2 separate regions of the Mus musculus genome follow, and region 1 is linked to region 2. Evidence: chromatin loops called from intact Hi-C (ENCODE). Cell type or tissue: left cerebral cortex. All regions are shown on one strand. Links, peaks and the distances in the headings refer to the core of each region. The heading gives the core; the rest is flanking DNA. Region 1 has its middle 170 kb from the start of Gm32067. Region 2 overlaps Gm32067 (a long non-coding RNA gene).

The links. Peaks named below come from ENCODE experiments on the same cell type or tissue, not always from the same donor. Only the 100,000 strongest peaks of a DNase experiment are listed, where the experiment ranks them.
Region 1: a loop joins it to region 2, with 11 times the contacts of the local background. A loop is called at or near these places in 2 of 42 quality-filtered maps.

Annotation. Positions count from the first base shown.
Region 1 is chr13:78,653,651-78,659,036 of GRCm38, reverse strand. No RefSeq gene overlaps it. Among named protein-coding and RNA genes, the nearest start is that of Gm32067, 170 kb to the right of the region's middle. In left cerebral cortex, for the core only: no CTCF peak of the experiment used is centred there; DNase peaks (open chromatin) are centred at 2,063, 2,641, 3,118, 4,823 and 2 more places; H3K27ac peaks cover 4,038 bases.
Region 2 is chr13:78,517,266-78,522,651 of GRCm38, reverse strand. All of the region lies in intron 1 of Gm32067 (a long non-coding RNA gene), which reads right to left. Among named protein-coding and RNA genes, the nearest start is that of Gm32067, 36 kb to the right of the region's middle. In left cerebral cortex, for the core only: no CTCF peak of the experiment used is centred there; DNase peaks (open chromatin) are centred at 1,662 and 2,257; H3K27ac peaks cover 1,414 bases.

The DNA.
Region 1 (5,386 bases), core at 214-5,213, 140 kb before region 2:
AAAACACAAGTGGAATAATTTGCATAGGGAAAATATGCCTGAAAAAATAGATGTCATAGATGATATGCCACAGCCAAGCCTAGTACATTCTGGCTGCAGTGAGCTAAAGCAAAGGCACAAGAAAGAGATGTAGTATGAAGGGCACCTCTCAGAACACACGAGCCCTTTGGTGGCTAATAGCTTTGAACACAGATGGACTGCTGGCCCTGCTTACTCACTAAGTCCTTTTTTATTTTACCAATGAGTAAACATATCTTTATTTCTTCAAATTAAAAACTGAAAGAAATGTCAAAAACTGGAAAAAAATAACATTTTAAAATTAAACTCTATTAAAGAAATGCTAGTTCAAAAAAGACATAATTGGGCTCTCTAAAACCTGGCAGCTCCCAAACGCCAACAAGTTTTTCTCTTCGCAAGTCTGTTCTCAGCCATTCCAAGAAAGGAACAGAGAAGAACAGAGCTGTATCATTTTGATGACAACCCACTTCTAATCCACAGGATCATATGCCTTTGCACCCTGTTCAAAGGAAACTTGGCCTAGAAAAGAATTAGTTTCATAACAAACCAGCCATTCTGAGAATAGAGGTGAGAAGGGATCGGGCGGAAGACTCTGAGACGGTGGAGAAGAGCTTCGGCTTTAATTGCCAGTTCATCTGCAGTTTCACAGGCATTCTTGGTGACCAAAGAGGCTGAGCAACTAGCTCCTCAAACTCTCCACTCCTCAGTGCGAAATGACAAATCAGTAAAATCTTGGTGTTCATAAATACACTTCACACACACACACACACTCACACACACACACACACACACACACACACTCACACACGCACACACGCACACATGGAAATGCTTGAGTCACAGAGACAGGATAAATGCAATCATTTCAAGAAAAATAGATTACTAGGAAAGGTCAGCATCTGCAAGATCATATACATTATCCACATTTAACCTTACGTGTGTGGTTGCGGGACATGCCAACATCTCTGTCAAGTACCCAGTTATATTTGCTAATGATGTTTAGAGAGCTATAACCCAAGGAAGGCTGTAAATTAGGAAGTCATTATAAAGCAAAACAATGCAAAATAAATTTTCATCTCAAATGTTCATATTCAATTTGTATTTCTGATTAAAAGACAGTCAAAATAGTTTAGAATTTAAAGATCACTATTTAAGAAGGGATAAAATTTACACCAAATATACACACATACCCAAAAAACAAACAAATAAACAAACGCACTTAAGAAGAAGCAACATTTTAAAGGGCTACAGAGATTATTCTTGCTGCAGAATCAAATCTCTCTCCTATGAGTGTGTTTGAATGGTCCTATTCCGTAAGCCTCCTTTAATTTCTCCTTCTCTCTCCATGATCTCCTGGTAGTTACCATTTCAAACAAACTTTACATCTAAGAAGTTAGTGCTGCTAATGAAGGAAACGGTAGTCATGAAACTCAAGCTGGAACAAAGGGGGAAAGGGAAGCCTACTTAACTGTATGGGTTCTGCTACAGCTTCTTGTGGATTAAAACCCTGCAGGTAAAAGGTGTAGAATGCTCCCTTTCTCGGTGCTTTGGTGATGTAAGCAAGAAGGCACAGCAAATTAATTCATCCCTATCATTTCTCCTCATCATCCTGTCACCCACCAGGCCATGTCTGGGAAGCAGAAGACATGTTCCTTTGTTTCCTTTGATTTTTCTCTCATTTCTGTGAATTTAATTTTCAGTGTGAGCGTGTGTCTGAGCTGGGGCAGACAGATTGGTGCAGGGTTTCTTAAAAACAATTTTTTGCTCCATCAGACACAATATATTCTACTGAAAGGGAAGAAAGCACTGCACCCCAGGGGAAAAGTTTCCCCAAAAGTTTGTTCCCTCAGAACTTTAGAATGGAAAGCTGTGTCCCTCTTGGGTGATTTAATTTAATTGTTATGTTTGTTAGCTTTGTTCTAGGAGAAATTAAGCAACCATCAGAGGCACTTCATAGGCAAACACCACTTTTTGGTAGACAGAACACAAACTAGGAATTGGAAAACCAAAAAAAGAATACTGGCAGTGTCGTTGGTGACTTCATCTCCACATGCCTGAAGTTCCTGTTTGCAAAGGGAGTCTAGCTCCCACTCACTGCTTCTCTCTTGGAGATGCTGTCAGGACTCATAGACTCTGGGTTTTTTGCTCTGATTTTTTTTTTCTTCTGAAAAGGAGCAGAAATTTTTAATGTCGCAAAAGGCACATCTTGATAAGTTTGAAGAAGGCAACCCAGACATGATAGTGTGCTCCATTTGATAATTTCAAAGGTGATACATAGTCTGTGCTCATAAGAAAGTGATAGCTCAAAACATCCAACACTAAAACTAATCACTGAATATGTTAAATGTCAAGGTGTGTAAGAGAATAGAGCAAACTAAGTTAGGTCGCAAAGGTGGGAGTTTCTAGAGGATAAAGGCACAAACTCCAGATCTCCAGCCTGAAACCAGACTTCTAGCTGAGTTACTTTAAGCAAATTGCTCAACTTCTCAGTGCCCCAGTTTCCTTATTTGTGACAAGAAGAAAATAGTACCTTCTTCATAAGGAAAACCTATATCCATATAAAGTGCTTAGAGCAGCTAGTTCCTGGCACATAGTAAGTAGGATTGTTGTTATTATTAGAATGTGTAAGATTGTTGGGGCAAGAAGGAGCAGTTCTCCAGACAGAGTGAACACATTAAGTACAGGGGACAGAATTAACACAACAGGAGCCTGGGAAGTGTGAGAATGCTCTACTCCTAGCACATAAAGGACCTGGCAGATGAGGCCGGTGTGGGAACTTCACAGAGGTCTTTGCTGTGAAGACAGGCTTTATTTTACATACAATGAGGAGTTGGTAAGTGATCTTAGATTCAGAAGCAATATGCTTAGATTTGTGACAGTAAATACTTAAAAGAAAGTGCTGATGGAGTGTGGAAAACTGTTGGATGGACACAATGATCACCCTCCAAGTACCCACACCTCTTAATGTCTTTAGAGCTTTCCCCACCACGGGTAGTTATTTAAACTTATTTAAAACAGGCGAACACTAGACTTGCTTTATCTTCTAAAATGCAGTGAAACTTCACCATGGCAGTTCTAGTCTTTGACTTTAAGAAAGATGTCATTCTTTCTGTTTCTCAGAATCCTGCTTCCCCCTCCCCTCACTCTGTGAGCAAGCCCAAGTTAGCTTACAGGAAGATGAGAAAACACAGGAAGCTGAGTCAAGCTATCCACCTGAAACCATCCTAAACCAACCACTCTTTTGTGTTTTACATTACTAAAATTTTGCACACATTTAAACAGCCATATGCTTATCATCTGATAAGAATTTTAGTGGCAGAGTTCAAATAGTGCTAAATTACTCAACATACATGACACTGTAACAGCATAGCCACTGTGTTAATACTTTTTATTTTCAGAGAAATCTGCATTTTATAGGGTGTGAATGATGCTTCTTATCTTTAAGCAAATATTGATTTAGTTTAGGGTAGATATTAGTATTCCATTTTATAGAGAGAATAGAGACAACCATATCACACAATTGAGAATAGGATAGGGGTGTGGAATTGCTGATATCCAGTATAATTATTTAACTGTATCACTATTTTCCAGGGAAAATAAACAATGTCATTTGAGAGTTTTCTATGTCCTATGGACAGTGGCAAATACTAAGCCAGCTAGACATAACCCCTGTTTTTGTAGAGTACTAATAAAGGAAATAGGGAGGGAGTGGAGGGCAGTACCAAACAATGTACTGAGCATCAACAGGGCAGAAGTACACAACACTCTCAGAACTTGGTCAAACAGAGAAAAAAATGTCAGTAGAACCAACATCTATCCTGAAATCCAAAGACTGACTGAGAACTATCAAGTTTATCAAGTTCACATAAAGTAACCCAGGAAGGCCCACAAGATGTTATGAATGTACACTCAAGGAACATTCTTGAAACTGGAAGTAATTGCTCAAATTTATAAGCTTTTCACATATAACAGGGAGAGAGAGAGGAAAGCTATAGGCATTAGCAGAAATTTGACCATATAGGAATGCTTTAATCCATTTTCTGTCACTGCTAGCACAGTTCCAGACACCGGGCAAATGATAAAGAAAAGAGGTTTATTTTGGCTCATGGTTCTGATGTGAGGTCAAGAGGCCACATCTGGTGATAGCCATCTTGCTGACAAAATGCCAGGGTAGTTCAGGCCTAAGCAAACTAATGTTTGACTTTTTTACTTTTATAGAAGGTCCACTACCAAAATAGCACCTTAATCTGTTAATCATATGTGTATACTAACCCATTCTTTTGGGAGGAGCGCTAATCACCTCTTAACATTTCCTGGTCCCTTCTCTTAATATCTCATAGCAAGAATCAAACTTCAGTGGTAGTTTCAGAGTGGACAAACCACATAAACTGTATTTAAGCCCTCCAAAGGACTTATGGAAATACTTATGCCAGTATTTTCAAGGCAAGGTCATGAGGCAGTGAGATTTGCATTTCAGTAAAATAACCTTGACCTGGAATAGAGACATAACTAAAGGAAAGGGGATCAATGAGGAGAGGATGAGTAGATGATTAAAGAAGCTATGGCAGAATGCAAGAATAGGATAGTGTGACCCTGAAGTGGGGTAGGTAATAATACAGATGAGGAGGAAATGAATAGACATAAAATATGTAGGAGACAACCCCAAGGAGTTTGGTGTCTTTATAAACAGGGCAGGTTAAAACTACCCTTGATGTGAGCTTGGAGAGATGAATGGATGCAATGCTTGTCACTAAGAGTAGGAGGCACAGGAAAGGAGTTTAAACTTAGGGAATGTTAAATCTACTTTTAGACCTATGATGCTCTGGTGGCATAGCCCACAGCAGATGTGGACTGCCTGACAAGATGTGAATAATTTCTTCTCTGTGGTCTCTTGAAAGATTCTGAATACATTGAACCATGAGTAGATGCATGCTGGAATTGCCATTTAGCAGTAATGCTAGTGAATAACTGCATCTTCTTTTTGTCTCTTGATCTCTTGAAGTGATGGGAAAAGATTTAGTAAATTAATCACTTCCATTTCTACTACATATCCAGGAGGTCAACTAAATTTTACACTAACATTTTCCTTATCAAAACTTCTAAAAGGTCAGTGAACAGATATGAGTATACTTCACCTTAAAAATTGAAAATAACTGTAACTGTTAGACCCTGTCTAATCAGCAGAGCTACAGAATTAGACATCTAGACCTCTTTCCTAAAAAACATTCCTTCTTTCATCAAAAGTGATAAACTATGGACTTGGCAAATGTGGTGGTTTGAATGAAAACTGGGTCCCTAGGCTCATAGGGTGTGGCACTGTGAGAAGCTGTAGCCTTGTTGAAGTAGATGTGGCTTTGAGGTTTCCGAT
Region 2 (5,386 bases), core at 180-5,179:
CCCTTTTAGACTCTATAACAGTCTCTTTTATAGCATCTACACTGTCTACAGCTTTTGTGTTCTCATAACCACAGATCAGGCTTTATTGCGAATCATGTCCAATCATATCCTAAAATTCATCATTGTACAAACACATGCATTCCATACATACTCTTTTCATGAGTGTACTAATATAGGAACACACACACCACCACCACCACAACAACAGCAACAACAGGCAAAAAGAAACTATAGCTTTCATGAAGACTATCCACATAGTTCAGATAACACAAGCCGGGGATATAATCCCTTGAGTAAGGCTAATAAAGTGAAAAAGAGGCAAGTATCAAGCACCCGCACACCTCTGCAGTGTTTCACAATGTCTCTCTGGAGCCATTCAGTGTAACAGGCAAATCTGCTTTTAGTGTTGCAGTTCCAGAATGCACTATTTTAGATTTATTCTTTGTCTACTTTCCACTTTTCCTCACTCTTACATCTCAGACTGTGGTCTATAGTAAACCATCACAGTTATCTTTTCTTTTCTAAGTAATCTATGTAAAGACTTTGGAATTAATCTATAGCATTCTATAATCTGGAGCACACTTGGCTTTCAAGATTCATCTAGTAGAACCACATACTCAGTCCTTAAATGCGTGCTCTTCATCATAGGTTATTTGTTCAGTATCAGTTGAGCATACTACAGAGCTTCCTTTGCTCCTACTTAAGTAACAGATGGTCCCTAGAGACAGAATATAGTTAATAATCTACATTAGTACTTAACCATGCTGTGCTTTGGTAGGCATAGTGAAAAACTGCACCCCTATATTTTAAGTCACCCGGGTTTATATGCTCAACGATGCTAATACATTGAGTCAGGCGATTTCTTATCCTTTCAAGACATATTTGTGATAAAATGGGAAACACTTTATTTTAACCAAACCTCTGAGAAGCGCCAATTACAATACATTTATATGAACCTATAAAAATATACTTATTTATCCTACTTTACCTAAAAGACACACATCTGTTCCTTATAATTGTTTGAGCTTTTGAGACAGAAAATACAAACAAGAGAGGAAAGGATAAATAATTCCATGCCATGGTCAAGTTGCTCTCACTGATCATGTGCTCATCCTTTCCCTCACTTGTGTATCTCCTTCACCAAGTGAACATCAGTGTGACCATTTTGCAGGCTTCACTTCATTTGCAAATATAAGTTTTGAAAATCTTGACAGTTCAACATCAATGACATTAAGTTATACACACATAATCATTAATAATTATTCTTTCAAACTGAGTTAATATTCCTGTCTGACTACATGAGGAAGTTGGTAGGAAAGGCTCAAAAGGCAATTCTTCTGAAATAATCAGAACCAAATCAGGATTGAACTTTTTATAATTGATGTTCTTTCATACCAACAAATTTATGGGAATGAAGATTGAACTGGACGTTTCTCCATTATGTATTGTATTGAGTTGTTCTTTAAATTATGGAATTATGGAATTAAATGTTCAAAAATGAAATTTTTTTGAGTTGCAGTGTCCCTGAATCAAATGCTGTAAAGATGAAGCAGCTATGCTGTTATGTCTGTCAAAGTCTTCTAGCTCTACTTCACATTTGGCGCTTTTATATTTGTTCTTCTATTTCTATTTTGTTAAATAAAATGTTGGGACATATACCAAGAAACACAGATTGTCCATAGCAGCATAAGACTTGGGCTATGGTTGGAAATAATTTAAATTAAACATTACATGAACACTGAAGAAGTTTCCAGCTTCCCAATTTAACTTGTGAATAAATTATACCCTCCTCAAAAAAAAACCCAGAAAAAATGTAATACAGGAATATTATACTAAGGCATCTAGGAATCTAAATATATGATTGATAGATAGATAGGTCTATATATGAGTATAAATTAGACTTAAAATGGATAAAAGTTAAATATATTCTCATTTTTAACAAGAAGGTTACTAAATCTCTCCAACATAAACTATCAAATATAAAGAATTCTCTAGAATACAAACCAGGCTTTAAGAATCTTATCTAAAATACAAATTATGTTTTTAAAAACAACTCTAGCCTGAAGTATCCATCCCACAGCCAGGTAAAGAGCATTTGATAGCAAGATGTCAATAATTGTGCAATGCTTTTCTAATTGGGCAACTAGAAGTATTCTTTTTATTCCACAGTTCTGCAAAATGCTGTGTTGCTTATCAAGTTTTAAAATAACTGCCTCCGTGTCCACATTTTGGCAGTTATAAACTATGGCGTGACTAGAACTTTGCTCATGTTACTTTGGATTCACAGGCTGTGTCTAAATGTAGCCTCTGACTTGGATTGCTGCACACAGAATCCAGCCAGACTGGTTGTAGAGGTCTTTGTAAAATGTCGAGATATCAAAAACAACCAATTATTAAAGCCTTTTTTAAATCTATAGACCTATACACAGAGGGTCTATAGACTGAGGGCCAACATATGACACAGATTGATAGGCAATATTTGACTCTGATGTCACTCTTAAAAATCACTGACAGTTAAAACTGATTGGAGGGTTTCAGGGAGTGTATGTTTTTAAAATCAGTCTTGACCTGCCTCTGGACTGCCAGAGAAGTCTCCTGAGAAGGGTATCTGCTACCTGGCTCTGATCTTCTCTATAGGAACGAGACACCAGAAGGAAAAACAAACAAACAAACAAAAAAAAACCACAAGACCAATAGGAAAATATTAAGAATAACTTTATTCTGATTACTTATAAAACATTGACTAAGCGTAAAACTGTGTAGAAAAGAAGAAATTCTCAAAAGATGTTTAGAATGATGTTCATAGTGTCCATGCCTCTGAACCATCAGTGTGCATTGAAGTAGAGAGGAGCGTCTTCCTTCATAGGAAACAGTAGATTGAGACAAATTTACAAGTAATTTCTACAGAATGTTCTGGGAATAAGTAGTTTCAATCTTATAGCTGTGCTCCAGAGTGCGTGCAAAGCAGGGAAAGTAGAGCTACTAATTTTGTGTGGTTATATTAAACTTTGAAACCAAACTAGACAAGGACAGTGTGGGAAAAAAAAGAGAATTACAGATCAATCTAATCCATGCACACAAATTCCAAACACTCCAGTACTGTATATAAAGTAAACAGCAATTCAACTTCTATCAAGAATGCACTTTCCAATTCAACATGAAAATACCTTGGAAATCTTTACTCACACAAAAATTAATTAATTAATGTGGGACAGGTACTGTGAAGATGGCTCAGGCGATAAACTATTTGCCTTGCACACATTAGCACTCACATAAAAGCCAGGTGAGGTAGTACATGGTACTTGCAATCCCAGCATTGAGGCAGCAGAGACAAGAAGATCCTTGGGCTAGACCAACTGGGGAAGTCCAGGTTCAGTAAGAGACTGTCTTAAATAATAATGTAGCCAAGAGTTGAGGAAAACAACTGATGTAAACTGTCTTACATGCATAACCCAAAACACTCATGAGCACACAAGAGAACACATACACAGACCAAAACAAATCCAAATGAACAACTCAAACACTTTCTTGGATCTGTAGATAATAAGGTGAGAGACAAGCTACAAAGTTCAAACAAGTGACAGAAACAGCAACCAATGGTGGATAAGCCAAAGCAGAAGTCAAAGGAATCATGACCTACATGTAAAACTAAATGGTGTGGGTTTTTTTTTTTTTGGTTTTGTTTGTTTGTTTGTTTGTTCGTTTGTTTTTTACATTCTTTGTGAAAGAATGGGTATAGATAAATATGAATATGAGGAAACCCCAGAGGCCCAAATTGATTGACTGATTGATTAATTTTACTTTATATATTTTTTATTGTTTTTTTTTTTTTTTTTTTTTGGCTTCCTCTCCAGGAGCCCTGAACCACAGGAGGTTATAACATTAGAGATCAGAAAAAGTTCCCTTTGTGCCTCTGGCAAGGAGAGTGGAAGAGCAAAGCCTTCAAAAACATGTCTAAACACCTATTTTAAAAGTCCCTACTCTCTTGGGTTGCCTTGTCAAAATAATCAACTTTACCACAGCTTTCGAGAGGAATTCCTCCATTTCAGTTCTCCCAGCCTCTGTTTTATCCAAAGAGGTGGCAGGAGAACAGAGATGTCTTCAAAGAAATATATGTGAAAAGTGGCAACCAAAAGGAAAAAGAAAAAAAAAAAGCAGACCATTTCATTGGAGAACAATACTATGTGTACAATCTACAAACCTTGTGAATTAACCCACTAAAAGATGGGATTTTTTACAAAATACTACAGAATGTTCCATCAAACTTTCAGTATAATAACAGCCCAAAATACCAAAAAGGTTAGCTTTGATACACAGGTTGTCTGGTGAACAATATTATACAGGCAAAGGAAGAGAAACAAAAAGGTGCTAGAGGAGTCTGAAGCCTTTGTACTCATAACTACAAAAATATGAAGCATGGACATAACCAAGCAAGAAGAGCACAAACCCTTACACTAAACATATATTATATTAGTTTCTATTATCTGATATAGTATGTCTAATATACAACAGAATAAAATTACAGACATGCCAGAAGAGCAAAGAAACACACACACACACAAAAAGAGAAAATAGATCAATAACCATAGTGAAGCCCAGTGTAGCACAGACGTCACAACTGACAGACAAGAAATTAAAAGTGACTATTGGTAACGTATCAAGAGTGATTTCTAATAGAAAAGTAGACATTATGAACATTTAGGTGGATAGCACAAGCAATAAAAATGTTGATTGCAAAGAAGAGTCAAAAAGCAATGGCTAAACATTATATAAAGTAATCGAAATGAAGGTGCCTTCAACTCATCAATACATTGGGCATAGATAAGGAGATAATCATAAGATCTATAAAAGTATGTTGATGGAGACAGCATCAGTAAGCAGGCAAAAACTGTAGGACAATTTCAAAATGTTTTTAAAAATGGATAATGACAATACCAGAAGAAATAATTATCTACAGTATTAGTAGGACAAACCTTCTCAAAAGTGTCAGGAACCAAACCACAGAGCCAGGAAGCTCAAAGATTGTTCAGCAAAATTTTCTTTTGAAAATACTGACAAAATTAAAAAAATAACTGAAACTCAATATATACAATTTTTTTCTTTTTTATTATTAAAATTGTATTTATTTTTATTTATATGAGTACTGTTGCTGTCTTCAGACACACCAGAAGAGGGCATCAGATCCCATTACAGGTGGTTGTGAGCCACCATGTTGTTGCTAGGAATTGAACTCAGGACCTCTGGAACAGCAGTCAGTGCTCTTAACCGCTGAGCCATCTCTCCAGCCCAGCATTAATCTTCTTTATTTTTAAATACTTTTTATTAGATATTTTCCTCATTTACATTTCCAATGCTATCCCAAAAGTCCCCCATACCCTCCCACCCA